Regions from separate parts of the Homo sapiens genome. Here region 1 is linked to region 2. Evidence: chromatin loops called from intact Hi-C (ENCODE). Cell type or tissue: psoas muscle. All regions are shown on one strand. Each heading gives the region's core, and the rest is flanking DNA. Links, peaks and the distances in the headings are about the cores only.

Evidence for each region. Peaks named below come from ENCODE experiments on the same cell type or tissue, not always from the same donor. Only the 100,000 strongest peaks of a DNase experiment are listed, where the experiment ranks them.
Region 1: it touches region 2 in a loop (34-fold over the local background); 16 of 110 quality-filtered maps call a loop at or near these places.

Annotation. Positions count from the first base shown.
Region 1 is chr3:58,638,414-58,643,791 of GRCh38, reverse strand. FAM3D (FAM3 metabolism regulating signaling molecule D) reads left to right here. Exons shown (of 10, transcript NM_138805.3): 6 at 72-130; 7 at 3,615-3,665. Among named protein-coding and RNA genes, the nearest start is that of FAM3D, 26 kb to the left of the region's middle. RefSeq lists enhancers at 2,360-2,860, 2,861-3,361 and a silencer at 2,899-3,058. In psoas muscle, for the core only: a CTCF peak has its summit at 2,986 (motif pointing left); a DNase peak (open chromatin) is centred at 2,981.
Region 2 is chr3:59,854,793-59,860,170 of GRCh38, reverse strand. All of the region lies in intron 8 of FHIT (fragile histidine triad diadenosine triphosphatase), which reads left to right. All of the region lies in intron 1 of LOC105377113 (a long non-coding RNA gene), which reads right to left. Among named protein-coding and RNA genes, the nearest start is that of MIR548BB, 760 kb to the left of the region's middle. In psoas muscle, for the core only: a CTCF peak has its summit at 2,231 (motif pointing right); a DNase peak (open chromatin) is centred at 2,250.

The DNA.
Region 1 (5,378 bases), core at 146-5,145, 1.2 Mb after region 2:
CCAGCTGGGAGAGCAGAGTGTTCATTCCACACTCGGGACCGACTGTCATATTTCTTCTTCATTGTCTTCAGGATCATGAGTCCTGTGAAAAACAATGTGGGCAGAGGCCTAAACATCGCCCTGGTGAATGGTGAGTTGCATATCCATCCCCAGACAGTTCCCACCCAGAACCAGGGAGGGTAGGGGGTAGCGGCATATTCATTCAACCAACATTGGCTCAGCTCCTACCTCATGGCAGGAATGCCCGTAGAGCTCAGGAGGGGAAGCGTGGCTGGCCTGGGGGAACAGAAGGTCTCAAAGACCCGCAGAGCTGTAGAACCGCAGAGCTAGCCAGGCCCCTGCCACATGCTCCTATCTCAGGAGGACACACTTCTCCTATGGAACATGAGTGAAACATGACCCGATCCTCAAAGCCTCTCTGCTTAAGCCAACACAAATGAGGATGTGGGGACAACCAATGACAGTGCAAGATCACATGCTGAGTATACACCTTCATTCATTCATTCAACAAATACAGGCAGCAGCTACTGTGGGCCAGGCTCTGTACAGGACACTGGGGGTCAGCCAAGAACTAGAAAGGCCCTGGCTTCACAGCCTCCGTAGGTATCCGTGAGGCTCACAAACAATCTCAATGTGGTGAGCCTCTCTGGAGGGGCAGGAAGCACAGCTATGGGAGCTGGGATGCAGAGCTGGGATGCAGAACAGGGGACAGACCCCGGGTGGTTCAGGGGAGGCTTCCAGAGGGAGCTGATGGCCAGCTAAGGCCTGAAGGATTGTGGGCGCTGGCCAGGAGAAAATTGGGGAAGGCTCTTTCCAGGCAGGGGCAACACAGTGCAGGGAGGAGAAGGGAAAGGGAGGGAGAGAGGTTTGCAGGGCAACATAGAGAGGCAAGGCTGGGGACAGCAGCAAGGCCAGAGGATGAGGAGCTAGCAAGCCTGCTAAGAAGTGTGACTGGAAGCCGAGAGCAGTAGGGAGCCACGGAAAGGCTTTGAGCAGTGTGTGAGGGGCCAGGCATGCACTCCAGAAACCTCCCTCCAGCTTGGAGTAGGGGGGCTGGAGGCAGGGAGACCACAAGGGAATCCATGGCCTTGATAACCCTGCATCTCCTGCAGGACACACACTTAAACAGGAGGCCAGAGGGCCGCCAAGCCTGAAGTAGGGACACGTTTCAGGAGGGAGTGGACTTACAGGGTCAGGTAAGGACCAGGTGGTCTAGCCCCAGCCAGACCTCCTCTCTGCCTCTGTTCTTAGAAAACAGAGTTTTCTAAGAACTGGCTGTAAGGGCCACTTCTGGGACAAAGGTCAGGGCAAGTTGGGGAAAAGGTGTAAGGGATGCTCAGGAAGGAACTTGTCGAGCTTGTGTGTGGCAGGACCACATGAGCACACTTAGGAAGGAACAGGGTAGGATGGGAGCCCCGGCCTTGCCAGCTCCAAGCCCCTGCACTTCACTCCAGAGAAAGCCTTTTCTCGCTCTGCCAAGAAACCCTAATGGGTCAGGGGAGAAGTCGAGGCCTGGAGCAGTGATGGGGCTGTTCCTGGACAGATGGGAGTCAGAGGACAGCCCTGGCCAACTTCCTAGGAGCCCAGGAAGGGCCAGGGCAGGGAGTGGCAGGAGGCTGAGTGCAGCCGTTCCTCTGCAGCTTTGAGGAGGGCCCAGGCCTGTTCCACTCCAGCCTCAATGAAGTGGCATCCCTCCTGCAGGGAGGGTGTGCCCAGGCTGGTCTCAGAGCGCTCTTTTGTGCATGCCAGACCCCAGAAGACTGTAGGAGCCTCAGCATACATCAACACTCCCATCCATCTGCCCTCACCCCACAGCGAGGGCAGGCAGGAAATGGCACAGGCTGCAGCTGACCTGGCTGAAACCTGCTGACTTTCTCCCCTAAATGGGTCGCACCTGAGAAAAGCTTTTTGAATATTCTCCAATGAGATGGCCCCAGACTAGGCCTCTTTCCCTGCTTCTCACAAAGCCAAAAGGATGAAAATAACCATCAATGGCAATAAGAACTAGCATTTATTGGGCACTTACTGTGCCTTTTCATTTAACCCCATCACTGTGTTAGGATGGAGCTATGCTCAATATCCCCATTTCCCAGGTAAGAAACTAAGGCTCAAAGAGGTTAAGCAGGCTGGGTGCAGTGGCTCATGCCTGTAATCCCAGCACTTTGAGAGGCTGAGGTGGGCAGATCTCTTGAGCTCAGGAGTTCAAGAACAGCCTGAGTAACAGTGAACCACCCCCCGAATCCGCCCCGTCTCTACAAAAAGTAAAAAAATTAGCTGGGTGTGGTGGCGCACACCTGTAGTCCCAGCTAAGGCTGAGGTGGGAGGATTGCTTGAGCCTGGGAGGTCGAGGTTGCAGTCAGCCAAGCTCACACCACTGCACTCCAGCCTGGACTGCAGAGAGACCCTGTCCAAAAAAAAAAAAGAGGTTAAGCAACTTGCCCAAGGTCACACAGCCTATAAAACCACCTACGTTTGAACCTGGATCGAGTCAACTGCAGGTCTTAATCATTCACCTGAACTACCTCCCTAGACTAGAAATGTCTCAACCACACATACAGCACCTACTGTATACATGCGTGCTATGTATGCCAGATGTGGGGAAGCCCAACAAATCATGTAAGGGGCTCAGTGTCCTCATCTATATGACCAAGAACAACACAAGGATTGCTAAGGATCCAGTAGTCTTTAACCTTTAGTGGGGCAGAGAGTCCTCAGGATCTTCCAGCTATGCTGGCCGCCACCCCCACCCCCAACACTCTCCAATTGCAGAATCATTCACAAGCGCACGCGATCACAAAAGCAGCCCCATGGGTTCATAGACTCCTTCCAAGAGCCCCAGGTGAAGCATTCCGTTCACGCTACGTGGCTCCCGAGAATCCTGGAGGGGCTGCTAAGCGAGCCTGCTCGCGCCACCTGGACAGCCTAGGCCTGGTCCCCACCCTCCTCCGTAAGCCTCGGAGCTGCCATCCCCTCTGCAACGCCTCCATCTAGCGGCGGAGAGCGCGAACTGTAACGTTCCTCCAGAAGACTCGGTTCCCTGGAGGGCTTGGCCTTCGGCCACCTCCTCCCACAAAACCCACAAACGCAATCCAGGTTACTGGACCCTGGGAAACTGAGTACCGCTTAGCCCAACACAAATCCCTTTGCCTTCAAGAGGTGGAGGACTCCAGTTGTAGGTTTTCTATTTAGGTGGGAATAATAATGACGACTGTCATTTTGATTTTGATTTTGCAGCTAAAATTCATCTTGTATGACTACTATTAATATTTTAAATGTATCTCCTTTAGTTCCCACAACCCATTGTACAGATGCAAAAATTGAGGTCAAAATGCTAAGTCCTGCGTTAGAAACTGGTAGGACAGAACACCGACTCAGACTGAGTAGACTCAGTTCGATTCCAGAGATGTCCTCAGCCATTACGTTCTTGAACCTCTCAGATGAGCCCAGCCATTCCTGGAAACCTACTTTAGTCCTGCGTGCTCTTTATAGGACCTGATTTCATTAGATTCTTATTCTGTTTTTAGATCTTAGACTACAGATTAGGCATTTTCAGCAGAACGACAGGCAGAATGACACGTGTTACAGGGGATAATCGTTCTCCTCTTAACCCCTAGGAACCACGGGAGCTGTGCTGGGACAGAAGGCATTTGACATGTACTCTGGAGGTAGGTGCCTCTGCTGACACTGAAGTCACAGTCGGGGGTGCGGTGCAGAGGGCTGAGCCTCTTCATGTGGCAAGGGACCTGGTGGCTCGAGGTACCTGGTGCTTCTTTCCACAGGAGGCACCCAGGAAGAGGTGCGGTGGGGGGTTGAGGGTGTCCTGCTGCTTTCGAAACTCCTTCTGGCCATCTCAGTTGGGATCTCCCAGACTCAGATCCTGAGACAGGGATTCAAGTGCAATGCTTTATTTAAGAAGTGAGCTCAGGAAACGTCAGATGGGCAGCTGGAACCCTGTCCTCAGCCCAGGGCTTCATAAGACCCCACCCGGCCCTCCTCCATCTCCATCCCAACTCATGGGTGAGCAGTCCGCAGAGCTAGGAGTGTGCTGACCTGGAGTCTGCATCAGGGCCCACGCAGGTCTCTTACCAGGTGTGCCCCACCCCCAGGCTTCTGACACTCCCCCAGGATGGAGGGGTGACCAGGGGCTGGCTGTTGCTTGATGGGAGGGTGCTGTGGATGGAGCCTGGATGGGCCCACTGAAGTGCCCACATGCGGTGTGCAAGGTCCCTCCTCCTGGTACAGGATAGAGCTGAGGACAGGGGCAACAGGAGATGGGGACAGGCCAGGGGCTGAGGACCAGACATTCTGCCTGGAGTCCTACTGATGTTCAGCGTGGCCTGGGGCCAGGTTTATGGAAAACGTCCAGTCTCCGGTGTCAGAGACTACTGGCGGCATGACCTGAAGCAAGTGATGCCTCTTGAGCCTCAGTTTCTTCATCTGTGACATAGAGGCAGCTATAGTTTCCACTCCATAAAATTGATGTGAAGATTAGATAACCTGAAATAATTGGTGGAAGGGTATCCAGCCTGACTGGTGGAGGGGTCCAGGCAAGCTATGTTAGTCTTCTCCCTTCCCTCCTCTTCCCCTTCGCTCCCCTCTTCCCTCATTCCGTCCAGATGACTCAGAAGCAAGGAAATCATCTGTCAGAATGAAAAGGAAAAAAAGCGTAAAGATGAAACTAAGCTTTAAAATGCCTTATGATAAACTTGAATGTAGCCACGGCTGATGGGGACCCAGAAACAGAAGCATTGTGAGCAAGTAGTCCTTCCCTTCAGGAAACAAAAGGGGATGATGGCTTTTTAAAGTGAGGTGATCATTAGCAGAAGGCATGTTTTATTTTTTCAAATACCCACCGTCCATCCAGACAAGCACCAGACCGTAATATCTGCTAACAACACAAATTAATGGTGCTTTAAGAGCTCCCTCCTTTTGTCATAAAAGTTCAAGGGCCATTTCTTTAGAAGAGTGACTGTGGTGGTTGACCGGAAACCTCTGTCACTGAGCTGGCTGGCAGCTGGCCTTAGTTGGGAGAATGGCTTCTTCCCCAAGGTCCTAGAGGTCCGCACTGGAATACTAATAATCAAGGCCAGCTTTGTGGGCCTATGACCTGGGGACAGGGCAGTCACACGGGGCCCATGCTTGGAAGAATCTCACACTTGACTTCATGCTCTGCCATCGTGGTCTTGAAATACTTAATCATTTTTTATTAAAAGGCCCTGCATTTTCATTCTGCACTGGGTCCTGAAAATTATGCTGCCAATCCTGCTAATAATTTTTGGTTCCATTAGAGTACGCTTACTGTATGCCCAAAGTTATTGTCACATTTGCACTTCATAGAGGTTATAAGCAGGGCTGTTACTCATCCTCATTTGACAGAT
Region 2 (5,378 bases), core at 323-5,322:
TTTTCTTCTTCTCAGAGCTCAGCACTTTTAGTATTTTTTTTAATTCTGAAGCTGTTTCAAACCGACAGAAGGGTAGCAAGAACTGCGGTATCCTTTCACCCTGATTATCCACCTTGCAACATTTTAATTCTCTTTCATTCAGAGAGATCAATATATAGATATTCCCTTTCAGATATGATGCTCCATCACTCTTCAGGTGTTTGATTACCTTCCCAAAACAAGAGCACTCTTCTCATTACTATTATAAAAACACTTCCAATCAGGAATCAACACTGATACAGCACTACCATTCAGTCCACAGGCCCCATTCACATTTTGCCAACTGTCTCAGTGATGACATTTTCTTTTTTGGTCCAGGATGCTATACAGAAACATACACTGCATTTAATTATTATTTTTCATCAGTTTCCTCCAATCTGGAATGGTTTTGTTTGTTTGTTTGTTTGTTGAGAGTCAGAGTCTCCCTCTGTCGCCCAGGCTGGAGTGCAGTGACGCGATCTTCAGCTCACTGCAACCTCCGCCTCCCAGCTTCTAAGCAATTCTCCTGCCTCAGCCTCTGGAGTAGCTGGGATTACAGGCACACACCTCCATGCCTGGCTAATTTTTTGTATTTTTAGTAGAGACGGAGTTTCACCATGTTGGCCAGGCTGGGCTTGAACTCCTAACCTCAGGTGATCCACCCGCCTCAGCCTCCCAAAGTGCTGGGATTACAGGCGTGAGCCACAGCACCCAGCCTGGAATGGATTTTTATTCTTTCCCTGTCTCGTGTTTTCCTGCCTTAAAGAGTATAGGTCTTTTTTTCCTGTAGGATGACTCTTTCTCTGGAGCTTCCACTGTTTCTTCATTATTAGACTCAAGTCATGTATTCTTCCATGCCATCTTGGCAGGAATTCCACAAAAACGCTGCTGAGCTCTTCTCAGCATATCACATCAGAAGGCAACCACACTGACCGTATCCCCACTTGATCACCTGGTCCAGTTGGTACTTGCCAGATCTCCCCATCATTCTTTGAGCATTTCTTTATATTCTGGTACAAAAAAGATGCTCCAGGATCATCTTATACTGTCCCTGTCCAGCCTTGGAATCAGCCACTTCTCCAAGCAGCTCTGGTTCCTGTCCGTGTAGAATGATTTTAGAAATCAAGATCTGGGTGCTTAGCATGCTTATTGTTCCTGTGATGTCAATGCTTTGAGACCCAGTCAACACAGAGCTAGGAAATATGTACATATAAGTCCACACAAACACACACTTATTATTATTTCCATATCTGGGTATGTGTATATGTTTACACATAAGCCACATGAATTCATATCAGTATCTTCAATTCAAATCTAAGTCTTTTCCCCCTTCCACATTTATAAATACCTTCTCTGACAGAAACTTGGTTCCCATTATCCTTAATATATATACTCATTTGTTCAATATTAGCCTTCACTGCCCACCACCTGCGTACATCTCATCCTCTGCTCTGCTTCCTCACACACTAGAAACACCACTGCCCCCATCCATGCAGCACCCCTCTCCCCACGTTGCCCTGCATGTTCAGTTACAGAGCAGGCTGCCATCACTACCCACCTCCACAAGACACCCCTCGCTCCTGCCTCCTCAGATGCTATCATTTCTCTCCAAGAAAGAAAGGGAAAAGGCTGGGCACGATGGCTCACACCTGTAATCCCAGCACTTTGGGAGGCCGAGGCAGGTGAATCACAAGGTCAGGAGTTTGAGACCATCGTGGCCAACATGGTGAAACCCCGTCTATACTAAAAATACAAAAAATTAGCCAGGCGTAGTGGCGGGCGCCTGTAATCCCAGCTACTTGGGAGGCTGAGGCAAGAGAATCACTGGAACCCAGGAGGTGGAGGTTGGAGTGAGCCGAGATCGCTCCACTGCACTCCAGCACTCCATCTCAAAAAAAAAAAAAAAAAAAAAAAAAGAAGGTGGGAAAAGGAAGGAAGATCACCATTTATGTCTTTTTGCTGATAGATGATGTGGGAAACTCCCATACACCTTTCACAGCAGTCACACATATGTTGAATGGGCAAACCATTCTTTGACATCTACTCACTCCCTTTTACTCTCTCTGCATTACTTACTTGTCTCCAAGGCTGTGTCTAAGCATAGTTGAAGACAGAAATCATTTAATAATATTCAGCTGAGCCAACTGGCCATAAAGCTGAGACTCCAATTAGGGGAACTGGAAGCTCTGGGCAGTGGTGTCAGGGGACCAGCAGGTGGCGCCCGTAAGTTCTACTCTAAACCTTTCTGTATCCAGGCTTGTTCACTACCTTCTTTCACCACCTGGTTTCTCTCTATCAGAGCTCTTTAAAAATATGTTAGCATTCACAGTTCCCAGTATCGCTGCAGACATAAATGTTGAGAAATGCATTCTTGTTTTCCTTCCCAAGGCACCAATAGTACAAAGACAAGCATAAAGCCCCTTAGGATACAAAAAAAAAAAAAAAAACCCAGCACTTTGCACAGCATAGTCATAAGTGACGTCACTCTGTAATCTTTAACAGGAGTGGTGTTTTCCACGCTCATAGGACAAACTGACTCTTGAATCTTTGTTAGGCCTCCCTGTCTAATCGATATGTAAGTTTCTCTAGGGAAAGAATAGGGTGGAATATTATTTGTATAATCTTGTCCTATGAAAATATGAAAGAGATTATTGGCAACATTTTTGATAACCTGGTGGAATAAAACTCCAAGCCCTGCCTAAGGTAAATTATCATAAATCTTATATGTCAGGAACGTGGTAGAGAGTTGCAGGTAGGCAGTGAAGTGGCCAGAATGTTTAAAAAAAAAAATATTCTGACCTGGAATCTGTGGCAGAGTGGAGAGAGTTGCGGTGACATATCTGATCTCATTAGTGCTTAAGGTTCCTCACGCAGAGATGGAGAAATGACAGTGTATCGCTCATTCCTGCCCTCTGAAGCCTTTCCATTAGAAATGCTGCAATTTAATCTCACATGTCACAAATCAAACCCCAACTTGAAAACTGCTTCCCCTGAAAAGGTGAACACATTCCATGCCTTGTGGAAGGAACTCCAGTGCCCCTCAGAGGAAGTGCTGTGTCCCCGATAGCAGCTGGTAATATCAGCTCCACATTTGAAAGGACCCCAGGCATCAGTATTCAGAGACTGCGATTGTTACATTAGCGTGACTTTTTGCAACTTATGTGACTTTGGGTGAGTTGTTGAAATTCCACTTGACTCAGTTTCTTTATTCACTAATTGAGCATAATCTCCACCATTCAGGGTGGTTGTGGGGATTAAAGGAGAGTTAAAAAAAAAAAAAATACTCAGCCGGGGAGCTAAGTACTTGATAAATAGAAGCTGTAACTTATTATTGCTTACTGTTACTTCCAGACTCTGAGCTAAGGGCTTTATATTGTTTACTTCCTTAATTCCCACAGAATTAGATAGATATTATAAAAAGCCATTTTGCAAAGAAGGAAACTGAGTCTTAGAGAAATTAGATAACATTGCTACATTATACAGCTAGAAAAATGGTACATTCCAAAGCTAATGAAATCTTTCTGTAATGTTACACTGCTACTTGTATATTGGAAATAAAATTTGTTATGCCTTACAATTGAGTATACTACTAAGAAGAATGGTCTGCATCTATATTCCTTTGTGAGAGAAGGCTGTAATTTTCCTCCCTTGTGATTTTTATGCCTGGTCCTAGTAACAGGGTTATACTGATTTACAGAATCTATGGGGAATAATCTCTTTTTTTCTATCATATGGAAGAGTTTGCATAAAATTGGAATGATGTCTTCCTTGAACATTGGGAAAAATTTGCGTGTAAAATCACCTGGTGTGATGTTTTCTTTGCAAAAAAAATTTTAACAATTACCTTAATTTATTTAATAGCCATAGGGCTATATAAACTTTTTGTTATTTCTTGGGTCCATTATGGTTAGTTATAAATTTTTAGGCATTTATACATTTCATCTAAATTTTTAAAAATTTTGACAGATAGTTGTTGACAATAGCCATTTATTATTTTAGTTGTAATAAATATTCACTTTTTCATTCAAAACATCTTCCTCTTTTAATCGATATTGTCAAAGGTTTATCTATTGGCTGGGCGTGGTGGCTCACACCTGTAATCCCAGCACTTTGGGAGGCCGAGGCGGGTGGATCACGAAGTCAGGAGATCAAGACCATCTTGGCTAACACAGTGAAACCACGTCTCTACTAAAAATACAAAAAAATTAGCCGGGCGTGGTGGCGGGCGCCTGTAGTCCCAGCTACTTGGGAGGCTGAGGCAGGAAAATGGCATGAACCCGGGAGGCAGAGCTTGCAGTGAGCCAAGTTAGTGCCACTGCACTCCAGACTGAGCGACAGGGCAAGACTCCGTCTCAAAAAAAAAAAACAAAAAAAGGTTTATCTATTAATTATTTTATCAAAGAATCTACTTTTGACTTTTTTGATCTTTTCTAGAAAATATTTTTCTATTTCATCAATTTGTGCTCATATTTATTGTGGTTTTTCTTTTGCTAAATATGAACTTATTTTGTTCAGTTTTTGTATACTTAAGATTGACACCTTATTAACATTGAGGCTATCTTCTATTATAAGTACAGATTTTAATATGTAGCATTTCATTATTATTCAGTTGTAGGTAACTTTTAATTTCTTCATAGTAAAATATCAAGTGGGGGAAAATAAGTTTGTGAGGATAGCATAAGATTAAATAAGGATGGAATCCTTTTTATAAAATTTAAAACAGCTTAGATTATAAAGCATGTTAGGACCAATTATACATGCAATAAAACCCTGTAAGAAGAAAGATGAACCTGGCACTCAGGAACATAATGACCTTGGAGACAAGAAGATAAATGGGGGAGGACAACATGGATAGATGGGGGTCATTATGAGGGTCAAAGCTGTTGGTTTATATGTGGCATTCATGGGTGTTTATTCCATTTAACAGAATAACTTACCAAGTAATATCAGGAAAATTTTTATAATTAACATTGGGCAAATTCTTACTATGTACCAGCCCATTTTAATACTCACTGTATCCTCAAAAGAACCCTGCGAGGGGAAAACATTGTTTAATGTTACAGTTATGATAGATCCAAGTACTGAGTGCAATTAGTATTGAATCAAACTGCTTCAGAGGCCACAATTGTGATCACTGGATATGAGTTTTGGAAAGGCAAACCAAAGTCTTTTTAGTAATCAGGTCTGTAGTTATGTGAGGTAGAGAGCTTCCTGTCAGTGGAAGGATTCCAACAGAGCCCATTTTCTCCTTCCAGGGATGTGCCGTTGGATAAAGAGACTTAGCTGCATGAGCTTCTTAGCCTCCTATTAATACCAAAGGCCTCAGGGCAGTCTGGCTCCTCTCTCTCTGCTCACTTAAT